3 separate regions of the Mus musculus genome follow, and all the other regions are linked to region 1. Evidence: chromatin loops called from intact Hi-C (ENCODE). Cell type or tissue: heart. All regions are shown on one strand.

The links. Peaks named below come from ENCODE experiments on the same cell type or tissue, not always from the same donor. Only the 100,000 strongest peaks of a DNase experiment are listed, where the experiment ranks them.
Region 2: a loop joins it to region 1, with 4 times the contacts of the local background. A loop is called at or near these places in 4 of 42 quality-filtered maps.
Region 3: a loop joins it to region 1, with 2.7 times the contacts of the local background. A loop is called at or near these places in 3 of 42 quality-filtered maps.

The regions. Positions count from the first base shown.
Region 1 is chr14:59,438,855-59,442,854 of GRCm38, forward strand. It overlaps Gm45935 (predicted gene, 45935), which reads right to left and starts at 2,026. Exons shown (of 24, transcript NM_001320725.1): 1 at 1,733-2,026. It overlaps Setdb2 (SET domain, bifurcated 2), which reads right to left and starts at 2,026. Exons shown (of 14, transcript NM_001320720.1): 1 at 1,733-2,026. Cab39l (calcium binding protein 39-like) reads left to right here and starts at 2,109. Exons shown (of 11, transcript NM_026908.4): 1 at 2,109-2,164. In heart, a CTCF peak has its summit at 2,153; a DNase peak (open chromatin) is centred at 2,087; H3K4me3 peaks cover 2,311 bases; H3K27ac peaks cover 1,329 bases.
Region 2 is chr14:59,198,767-59,202,766 of GRCm38, forward strand. It overlaps Rcbtb1 (regulator of chromosome condensation (RCC1) and BTB (POZ) domain containing protein 1), which reads left to right and starts at 2,462. Exons shown (of 12, transcript NM_027764.2): 1 at 2,462-2,818. In heart, a CTCF peak has its summit at 2,365; a DNase peak (open chromatin) is centred at 2,385; H3K4me3 peaks cover 2,248 bases; H3K27ac peaks cover 2,223 bases.
Region 3 is chr14:59,388,610-59,392,609 of GRCm38, forward strand. Gm45935 (predicted gene, 45935) reads right to left here. Exons shown (of 24, transcript NM_001320725.1): 16 at 2,257-2,364; 17 at 660-790. It overlaps Phf11c (PHD finger protein 11C), which reads right to left. Exons shown (of 10, transcript NM_001164289.1): 2 at 2,257-2,364; 3 at 660-790. Among named protein-coding and RNA genes, the nearest start is that of Phf11c, 2.9 kb to the right of the region's middle. In heart, a CTCF peak has its summit at 1,729; no DNase peak of the experiment used is centred here.

The DNA.
Region 1 (4,000 bases):
GATAAGATGTAACAAGCACACTAAACTGCTGGGATTGTGCTTAAGAGAATTAATATTTTAAAATAAATTTGAATATATTGGATCCTTGTAGGGCTAAAGAAAGGTACAATTCTGAAAAATAACCAATTAGGGATCACGGATATAAGAAATGTTCTTCAAATATACGGATTAGGTGAAAATAACACACCAGACTCATGGGAAAAGCCCCTTAGAACCCTAGAAAATCACACCTAGTAATTTATGGGGAAAATAAAGAAATGAGGTGATAATGACCAAGAATTCCTTAAAACAGGAAAGCACTCTGTTGTCCACTGAGTACCAAGTGGAATACAATTTTTCTCTTTTTCCTTTTGAGAAAGGCTCGCCTTGAACTGGTTATGATACTGAGTATAGCCTTAAACTTCTGATCCTTTTGCCTCTACCTCCTAGGCACTGGGATCAATGGCATGTGCCACCACACTGGACTTATGTAGTGCTCAGATTCCAAACCAGGGCTTTGCACAAACAAGGCACGTATTCTGACTGGGCTATGGTTCCAGCCCAGAATATGCTTGACATATACCACTAACTGTGATATGCTTCAGAACACCAAAATGTTCTTAGAAACTTGAAAATCTGTTAGCCAAAAAGAAGTATGTATCACATTGGCAATGAGACTCACCAGAAATGCAAACTGTTAAAAGGGAAACATAAGCTATACACTGTACTTCAGCCAGGCAACCTTTCCACTGTAAAATTAATACTACAGATATCCAAGTGCCACAAAGAGACATTGCCAAGCTGCCTTCCACCTTAGATTCTAGTAACTTCCACCTCAGTACACTCACTCAGCCTGACACCTCAGGAAAGGGCAGGTGGGGACAGGAGGACCAGTAGCTCAAAGCCATCCTGGTCTACTAGGCTGGACTTCCACATAGCAAACAGCAACTAAAGAAAAAGCTCTCACCAGTGTAGCTTGGAAGCTAATTTACAAAAGAAAAAAAATTGCCAAAAAAAGTTAAGGAAATTTAAAGCTTATCTTCCAAAGACAACACTAATATTTCACTGTTAGTGTACTTTTTATTTGTTTGTATGTTTTGTATTTTGAGACAACGTTTCTCTGGGTAACCCTGGCTTTCCGGGAACTCAATCCGGAGAGAACTCAAGAGATCCGCTAGTCTCTGCCTCCCCAGCCACCATCTCCCAGCTTGCCAGGAGAATTTTATTTAAATTTGGTTCTTTGCCAGTCTCAAACTTTCATCTGGCCAAACATACAGGCAACTTCATTTAGATCTAAGTTTCCTTTTTACTTGGAGGAAAAAGAAACTAAAAAAACTAAGATACCACTATCTCGTTGGTTCTTTGATAGGCATGACATAATCGGAGCGTAAGTCAGGGTCAGGCACATTTTTAACGTGTTCGTATGTTAAACAACACAACAATGGCAAAACGCCTTCTGGTGAAGAATAGAAACCTATCCTATCGTATGTGGTAGGGTATTTGGAAGAGCTAATGGTCTGTTTACCAAATCTAAGACTAAACATAAATTAATCCTCCACTTTGGTTTTCTTCACTAACATGCAAAGAACCATGTTACTACATGCCAATCATATGATCTGTCAATCATATCCCTTTCTGCAGTGACTTTATTGATCTTGGACTGTTGAGTAGTGAGTCAGTCCGTCGCTCCGAAGATACCAATCAAGTTCAACTGATAAATAATTTCATTTGTTCATGGCCAGTGTAACCTTACCTGTGGAATGGACCAGTGTCCTGAAGATCTTGTCTGTGCTCCGCTGTCTACAGCCCATGATAGCCAAATTACTCAGAAATCACCAGCCACGAAAGTGAGCGCCGCAAGACGGTGGGGGAAACGCGACTGAGAGCCCCGGCCACCCCCGCTACTGAGACAGCGGGTTGAGGCGGCCTGGCACCCCGCGCGCCTTGCACTGTCCGCACCAGAGTCTGCAGTCCCGAGGCGGCTTCACCTCAGCGGGGGAGACATCAGCCCCAAGGGAGCTCCACACAGTTTCCGCGGCCCCGCGGCGCCGGCCGGAGCGCGCGGCCTCCTGATTGGTCGGCGACTCTCTCGGTTTGTCTCGCGCGGACTGCTACGGCCAATCGGGTTCTCGGCAGCCAAGTGAGGCACTTCGCTGGAGTGGTGGCGCAGCGCTCTCTGCCCGCGGTAGGTGTGTGGCTGCGGCGAGCCTTTTCCGGCTCTGGGAGTGTGTGTGTGGAAGGAGAGTCCTCGGGGTGACAGGAGTGTTGGGAGTGAAGGGGCGACTTAACTAGCAGGGGATTCTTCTCGCCCGCCCGGAGTCTCCTCCCTGTGTTTGGGAGGCAGGCGTGGTGGTGGTGGCGGTGGCGGTGGCCCCGGCTTGGCTTTGCTGGTCATTAGAGTCTGGCGCAGGCTTTGCTTTCCTGTCTTAACCCTGATCCCTTGGTTTCCGAGAGTTGCTCAGCAGTGTTTGTGGCGCGAAGATTCCCACCGCCGACCCCTGTCATGATTAAAGGAGGCTGGCTGTAGGATTCAACACGGGAAAGCCAGTCGTGGAAGGGAGAGGGGGCTGTCTCGACCACTGGCCTCCGGGTCGATAGAGAACTTTTCTTTTTTGTCAATTGCCAGGGGCCAACTGCGGAGCCTTTGCCCTTCTCGAGAGTTCATCCTTTGACATACATGGACAGCAGGTTGTGTGAGAGTAGTTTTATTCATAAGCATGCCGCCAGCATTCATTCAATGACGTTAGAAAAAAAGAGAGAAATAAAATAAAATAAAAAGGAGAAACGGGAAGTAAACTAGTGTTTGTCATGCTCCAAATTCACTTCATGCTAGGTATACATGTAGCTCAGGCAGACCGGATCTTTCTGCCACAGGAGCGCCACACCCTTACCCCAGTTTCAAAGGTGCTGATTTTTTTTTTTTTTTGTAAATTTCTCTTTACATATTTTTAACATTATAAACTTGATTTTAAAAAAAAGTTTGCAAAAAAAAAAAAGAAAGAAAAACACATCAAAATTAACCAAACCCCAAAACAATACAACTCAAATGAATACATCTATGCAATTAAAGTTGACTTTTGGAAACGAAATTGTGAAGCTTCACATTAAATTTAACACATGTCGAATATGTTTTCTGCACCTAGTCAAAACCAACCAAACAAGAAAGCCATGACAGCTTTGTACATTTCTGGGTCTGCGATGCTATGCGGGCTGGCTTTATGGAACAGGGTATTATTTAAGGAGGGTGTTGGAGTTTGGGAAGAGCAAGACACTGTACTTTCCTCTTTCCAGTTTTCTCTTGGGGAAAAAAAAGTAGAAAAGGAAGTAGAAAGCATTCTTTTTTTTTTTATTATTTGAAAGAAGCTGCCAGATCTGAAAATCTAGCCTGTTAGAGACAAATATTTTGTGATTCACTTATAACAGTTTTGATAAACTTAACACCAGTATCTTCACTTTTTATTTTATTTCAAGGTTGAATAACTTAAGTTATTCAAGGTTAATTGGTTTGTTTTTTTGTTTGTTTGTTTGTTTTTTTGTTTTGTGTGTGTGTGTGTGTGTGTGTGTGTGTTCTTTGTGGGTTGGTTTTTTTTTTTTTTTTGGTTTTTCGAGACAGGGTTTCTCAGTGTAGCCCTGGCTGTCCTGGAACTCACTTTGTAGACCAGGCTGGCCTCGAACTCAGAAATCTACCTGCCTCTGCCTCCCGAGTGCTAGGATTAAAGCTGTGCGCAAGGTTAATTGGTGATTCCGCTGAGTTGACAATAAAGGAGGGGGATATTTTGTGACAGAAAGAACCAAACACAAACAGTGCACACACAAAAAATTGACTTTCTTACTTTACTTTTTTTTTTTTTTTTTTTTTTTTGACTTTTCAGGGTTTTTAATAGTCACATGCAGAGGTCTGGTTCATTTCAGCTCCTTCACTGCCAAACCTGGGGGTAGGGACTGCTTCAGCTTCTCTGCCTTCTCCTTGTCTGTGATAACCAGGGTCTTACTTTACTTTTTAAAGTCACAGCCCATACTA
Region 2 (4,000 bases), 240 kb before region 1:
AGAGAGAACGTGTTATTATCTTTGTCAGATGGGGCTCTGAGTCTGGGGGCACCTGCCCAAATTCCACATTACTGTTTCCTAGAACAAAATAACACAGAATGAAGAAACATGATAGAAATAGAGGTTCTATTACAGAGGAGAAAGGCTCTCCTCAGAAAGGGAGGGATCTAGAGAGGTGGGACAGGGCTGGTCCTCTAACACCCTCAGTTCTCAACAGCATGACCCTCATAGGTTATGTAAACAGCTTCACCCTTCTCCCACACTCAGAAGGCCATCCCAAAGGCTTTTCTCCAGCACGCTCCATTTTGTTTCCTGCAGCTTCTGGGAGGGATTTCCAGGCCTTTTGCTAACTGGCTTCTTTCATGTTAATCATAATGCTTTTTTTCTTGTTTTAATCCCCACCATATTTTGAATTTGTTATAGTTGTATATAATGGATGTCGGTGGCTTCTGAAGTTGCATCTCCAAGGGCTCCTAAGGAAGATTAAATGGGGCTACAGTGGATAGAATTACAGCTGAGAGGTAAAAAACAAGATCTAGATCACAAGGATGTGTGGGGAAGGTGGATGTTTTCAATGTTTACAGAGGTTAATATTTCACTGCGAATGAAATCTGCCTGCATCTACATTTGCTTGTACACACACACACACACACACACACACACACACACACACACATAGTCTGCATGCATCTACATTTGCATGTGCTGTCTCTCCCTCTCTCTCTCTCTCTCTCTCTCTCTCTCTCTCTCACACACACACACACACACACACACACACACACACACACACAGTCTGTCTCACCAGAGAGACAGAGAGAGACAAAAGAGAGACCAGACAGAGACACACAGAAAGATTATCATTTAAGAATCCTACAAAACATCTGGGATAGAAGTAAGGTGGTGTTCTAAGGACAGATACACTCAGACCTTATAGTTCATTGGTATTCTAACCTTCTTACTAGAAAATATTTCCATAAAAAAGGAATACTGTCTCTCTGTAGGCAACCTTCAGCACAAACATTAATTGTACTCTATTTGCAGCTGCAAAACGCTTCAGAAAGACTCTGTGGTAAGGGACTCCTTTCTTCCCTATGTTCCCATAATTTTCCATTTCTATCCTCCCTCAAGTCTACCAAATTTCCATATTTTTGGTGTTGCTCTTCCATTGGCTGATAGTGAGAGTCTAGTCAGTTCTCAGTTATTGTAGTAAGACCATATAGCCCTGTTATGAAGAGTTCATAATATGTGAGATCAGGTAACAATAGATACTTAATCTCTTAGATGCAGAGTAATACATTTACCTGCATTGTGAATTTTCTGTTTTGAGTATGTAGTATTATAACTAGAGGAGTAGTTGTAGCTGAGGCTGTCTCAATGAACTTTTACAACAACTGAAGATGTTAAGTCTGCAAGAAGAATAGATGGTGTCTGACCTCAATTTTGAAAGATGAGAGACCGATGAATATTTTGGGAAATGTTAGGAAAAAAAAAAAAAAAACCAGAGCCAGAGTCATTAAACTGGTAAAAACAGATTTTACCCAGGGACTAGTACAACAGAAAGAAACATTAGGGTATAAAATAGGGCTCAATTTCTATATTGCAATAATTTCTAAGTAAAATCTGTTTTTAACCTCTTCCTCCTGTTTTTTCTTTGAGAAAGGAAATGGTGATTCTGAACATTTGAGATCAAGGCAAAAGAATGAACAAACCCTGAGAGGCCTACAGCAATTTAAGGTATATATATATATATTTAAAAATGTAATCCACCGAAAGTACTCAAGAGAAACAAGAATTCTCTATAGGGGGGAAGCACGTTGTAGTTACTATGTGCTGACAGAAAGGTTTTTGGACCGCATCTGCTTAGTGGTAAACAGAAAACAAAGGGGATTTGTATTTACCGCTGGGACCTGAAAAGGGAAAGGTGAGTCTAAACAAGATAGCTTGAATGTTGGGGTGCCAAGTGTAGACTTTGGTCTCTAGTGCCAAATGGGAGAGCCTAGGGCGGTAGGGGACTTTACAACTGATAAGCTTCTTCTGATAGACGCACAAAGCACAAAGCACAAAGCGGCCGCTCCCTTCCGGACCTCAGTTGTACCCGCTTAACACAAGAAAAGTTCTGGGCAGAGAGAGAGCTTTCAGCAGCCTTGCCTCTGCCCTCCTGACCTAGGCGTCCTGGCCTTCCTCGGACCGGGCAGAGACACGTGTCCTGAAGACCAGCGGCCTGGGATGGGCGGAGCGGGAGGAAGGCCACGCTCTGCTGCCATCCTGGGACGCCTTCGCCTTCCGGTCCTCGCGGGAGCCACTACGGCGCCCCTGCGCTGCGCCAGCAGCCCGGTCTACAACCAAACCCGAGCGGGAACCTGAGCAGACAGAGGGCGCGCGCTGCGCGGGGCGCTCCGGTGTCACGTGACGCGACCCGCCCACGTGACCGGCGGCCCGGGCGCTTGTGCTCGCTCCCGGTTTTGGGGGGGAGGAGCCGGCTACGGCTAAGGCGGCGGCGGCGCAGCGGAGTCAGGGCCTGGCCGGGCGGCCTGACAGGTAGAGCGCTGCAGGGCGGCGGTGCGGGCGAGCGAGCAGGCGAGCCGGACAGGGCCTTGTTCGGCCGCTGGCTGCTGAGTCCGCGCCCTCCCGAGGGCCGTGCGCACCAGGCGCGTTCGCGACTCCCCGGCGACGCGCACCCCGCACCGGGCACCCGCGGATTCCGTCTTGCGGGCGCTTCCCCCAGGTGTGCGGCGAGCCGAGTACGTGGCGTTGCCCGCGGCCTGCCTCTGAGGAGCTGCGCTGTCCGCCCTGCGGGGGAGGAACCCGGAGCACGCAGGTTAGCGGTGGGAGGCTGACTGCTGCAGAGCGCCGAAGCCGAGGGTTGCAGTTTTATAAGACAATACAGCTTGCTTTTAGAAACATTCATAGTCTCCCTCGCCTCTGCCCCGTTACTGCTACGAGGATTAAAGCTCGTGGTGGGCAAAACAATCGGAGTTTCTGAGACTGGCGTGCGCTGTAGCGGGCGTAGCATCAAAAGCAAGAAATGCTGGCAGGCATGAGATGATGCTTACGGGACCCTTACGGGAGTTTAGAGTGTCTTTTAAATTTTGACTTCAATTTAAATCACAACAGGATTTAGGTTCTCTTCTTCTGTGGCCTGGGTTTTACTCCATTGTGTGAATACCAGTACTTCGGGGCGGGTTTTTTTTTTTTTTTTTCCTTTCCCCCTCTTTGTGCCTATTGAAGAGGAAGTGATGCGTTAATCTTTGAAGTGTTTCTTCTGTGATTTTTAAGTCTTATGATCCGAAGTGTTAAGTTCTACGAATCTCAGAACATATACAGGAAACCAAAGCTATGAAGCTCGTAGCTTAAATTTTGTGTTCTAAGGTTTTAAACTGAGTGCCTGTGTGTACCAGAAAGTGAGAAGTCTGGGGTCTTTATCCGAGAGTCATGCAATTGAATTGCTCTTTCTGCATTTGGTACTTAAAAGGAAGCATATGAAACAAAGGTTGGGCCTTCATGCGTTTACAGGCCTGACAAGACATTGAAATACATTTTCTTTCTTAACTAGGATCTATAGTTAAAAAATTTTAAGACAGTACATTACCTTATATGTATCCAGAGATGTGATAAAAACTGCTGGACTTTAACTAGAATAGATTTCCTAACATGTCAGTTAATTAATCTACTATGTAATTTGGCTCACAATATAGACGAAAAATTTCAAGTTTTCAAGTATATCTAGGCCACAATATACGGTTTATAAGAAGTCTACAGATCGAGTTCCAGGACCATCAGAGCTACACAGAGAAATCCTGTCTTGATAACAAGCAAAACATTTACAAGCTAAGAGTGAAGAAAAATTTAGAAAATATAAATAAATATAAAGAAGAATGTACATAATCTGTAATTTTACACCTAGAGAAAACATCTTATATTTTAGAGTGTGAGTTCTATATACTTTGGAAATTTGAGGAGTTCCAGAGTTTCCACAGTAAGATTTCAGATTGTAAGAAAA
Region 3 (4,000 bases), 50 kb before region 1:
AAATAAAACCTATATCCAGCAGGAACTTCAGTCCCTTTCATTTGTTCATGTGTGTAAAAATGGCTGTCAGTAAAGTGAGTTCTTTGTGAACATAAATGATGAATGTGAAGTCCTTCTATAGGTTTCTCAGTAATTCAAATATAAAAAGCACTGTTCAAAACTGAATGAACTTTTACAAACAGTGACAAGCTGGGGGCTGGCGAGGTGACTCTGTAGGTAAAGGTGCTTGCCATCTGTCAGCTCCCACAACCTCAGTTCCACGTCTGGTCCAACACTTGAAGGCAACAGCTCATTCCCACATAGTATGGGGACAGACCCATGACCTGTGGATGAGTGAGTGAAGGAGGGTGTCTTCCCGTTGCAGACAAGAACAGAGCTGGACTGGCTCCTGTCTCTTGTAGGACATGAATGATGTCATTAGGAATGAGGCTCTCCCAGGAACAAGAGAGGACAGAGAAGATTTAGAAAGTCAAACAAACCCTTGAGTAGTTCTTTTCCTGTCATGTGCAGAAATGTAAAGCTGAGTTCCTGCTGGTATCCCATAACCCTGTTCCCACATGAAACTCATTTGCATGAATTGAACTTGAGAAGTATGTCACAGGCTAGCCATTCCTTACACACACACCCCCCACCATGGAGTTTGAAAGCTATTTGATTACTTGTAAGTTCTTGTAACTCCACCTTGTAGAACTGCGTAGTCCTCCTTGGCACAGAATAAGTGGTAATTCTTGGCACAAGATGTTTCACCACACCTTACGATGGCTCCTTCATTATTACAAAACGAGCATATCTATAGAAGAATAGATCATAATGAGGAAATACTTGTTTCATTATTAAAATGTAAGGATGTCATTAAATGTTGCAGGCCAGTGTTTTTGTCCTGGCTATCTCTGGCATATCCCAGCCTACATACCCACACTAAATAGGAATTAGACTTGGCAACCCATGAGGAACTTTCAGCAAAACTGCAGATAAGTAGCCATGAAAGGTCCAGCAGAGACAGTTGTATCATGGTCCACATAAATGGAAAAACAGAGAGATTTCTTAAAAGTGAAACTAGCAGGCTTCTTTATCCCTAGGCAAGGTGTTGGTTTGGGGGACTTTGAACCTCAGTTCAGAGCAGCTCCTGCTGTGACACTAAAGATTATCATCTCAGCTGGCACTTTCTATGACTTCCTCTTAGACATTTCTCCCTGGGATAGTGGTACCAGCTCTACAGGGTTGCTACTGAGGATAATATGAAATGAATGAAACCCGTTTCCAGTGTATAGAAACTAAAAACTGAAGACACAACTAACACCATAGTGTTTTTCTTGATCCCTTGATTTAATTTCCCTATCTGTTTTTATATGAAGGCATACATACTGATGCTTAGGCATTTTGTGGCTCCAGTCATTAACACTTTACTGTGCTTGTGGTCAGCCATGAAACACTCAAACTTGCCAACCTGTTTACTAATCTGCAAATGGCCTTTTATAAAGAAGCCCAGAGACCCAGTGGACCTCAGAGAGACAGCCTTTCCCATTCTTCTTTCCTGCAGAGTCCCCTTATGCCCTCAGCCCCAAGGCAGATGCTGACAATGATAACCACCCAGAACTGGTGCAGAAAGACATGCAGCCACCCTTGGCATTCAGAAGGCATCTTACTGCAGATGAAGGATAAAGCCTTTTGCTCTGACTGTGGCCTGCAGCTTTGAGGCACCAGGAGGACCAGCTAGCTGCTCTGAGGCAGGAGAGCAGAAGCAAAGCCTAGATGGTGCTGTTGAGCTGCGGAAATGGGTGTTTGCTCTGCTGGAATGACAGTAAGGACTTGTCCACCCTGTCTGACCAGAGAGTTTTCACCCAGACAGAAGCATCTCAAGCTTGCTCTGCTGATGTGTGCGACAGTTGGCTGTAAGCAGACAGCGTCAGCTGAGGGAGCGTCTCACAGTCCACCTTCCAGCTCTCCACATGTTTCTCAAACCCTGCTACACCATAGACTCTATTTTGAGATGAAAGACTCAGTTTTTTATTTTTATTTCTGTTTATGTGTGTCTGAGAGACCAAGCATGTTAGTGCATGTGTCTGTGAAAGCCAGCACGGGTGTCTGATGCCCTGCAGCTGGAGTTTCAAGCAATTATGAATTGCTATTTCAGTGCTGAAAGGGCAGTAAGAAATCCTAACTGAGAACCATCTGTCCACCCACTCCAAACACACTATCCTTTGAATGTAGACCCCACGACTCATCATTTATAATAGAAAAGCCATGTCAACTTACCATTGTGCTTCCTCTCCAGATCCTTTCCAGTACTGATTTCACATCAACATTTCTAGCTATTTTACATGGATTATGGGCCTCACATTCCACCAATCCTGATGAATACAGCTGAAGGTTGCAAAACAAAAGCAAAAACAAAAGAAAACAAAAACTAAAAAAAATCGCAGAGTCAGTGTGAGGTAGCCCTGACCGACACAAGTCAGAGATGCTTCCGAAAAGGGCTGCAGAGGAGTGCAGAGTGGACAATGCCTCAGAGCACTGGCCACTGCGCAGGAGATGAACAGACACGAACCTTGGGCTCCTGTGAGAAACTCGGTCTGCAGACACAGTTGTACTGGGTAACTGATCTCTATTGACTCTGGGCCCAGGCAGACAGTGGCTCCTGCAGCATTGTTCTCTGCCTAGGAATGCAGAGCAGGCTCTGGCAATGGCTGAAGCCATGCAGTCAGAGAAGCCAAAGCAAGGGACAGAGGCCATTCCTGATGGCTTTCCAGGTCTCCTTCTTAGACTTCAAGGACTGTGCCTACCTCCACAACCATATGGCAGACCTACTCTTGACTTGTTGAGATAGGGTCTCACTGTAGCATAGCTGTAGGCTAGAACCCTGTCTCTGTCCCCGAGTGCTGGGACTAAAGCCATACACCAATACACCTGGCTTTTATGACTTTTTTTTTTAATAGATAGGATCTAGCTATACAGCCCATGTTACCTGGACCTTGGACACTTCCTTAGCTTCTAAGCAATGGAACTACAGGTATGGGTGATCACAGCTAGCTCTAAATTCCCTTGTGTGTTTTAGCAGCCACAAGTCTCTTTCCTCTTCAGCATTTCAGAGGATGGAGAGAGGGTTCTGTGGTTAAGCATGTGCATTGCTCTTCCTGTGCTCCAGAGAGTCTACATTCAGCTCCCAGTACCCAACTCACATGTGAACTCTAGCCCTAGAGTGTCATACATGTGCGCGCACACACACACACACACAAATTACAATCTTGTTTTCAATTTTATCAAATATGTGTGTCTTATAAGCATGCTTGTGTGTTTGTGTGTGCTCTATGCATCTGTGTAATTTTATTTATTTGTTCTCTGTGTGTGTTTGCACCTGCTGGGGTACATGAAGAGGACAGAATACTTTGGCTGTCTTTCTCCACTGCTCTTTACCTTCTTTTCTAAGATTTTTTTTTATAACAATGACTCTTTTGCTGTCATGTATGTTTGTGTATCACATGTGGGCTGGGTTCTGCAGAGGTCAGAAGAAGGTGTTGTATCCTAGGAAATGGAGGTACAAACGCTTGTGAATGAACCCCTATGTGCTGTCAAATGTACCTGCCAGAGCGGTGTAACCACTGAGCCATCTCTCCAGCCCCTCTCTACCTTACTTTATGGACCTGGAAATCTCACAAATTCAGCTCAACAGGCTGGCCTGCAAGCTTATAGAATCCTGTAAGTTCCTCCCTCTAATGGGATTACAGGCACACAGTGTCTTGTCCAGCTCATTGCAGGAGTCCTGGGGATGGATGCCAGGACACTGATGGACACTATGTCTTCGGCACATTACTAACTGAGCTACCAGCTCTCTAGGTCCAGATAGCTGAAGTTATTGTGAGTCATATAAACAATCTACCTGCTTTCATTTGAAGATTAATGTTACATATGAACTTTAAAAAAAAAGAACATAAAAACATGGGGGAAATTATAATACTTAAACAGGCAAAGGATTGCATAAGAATTAGAAATCATAATGCAA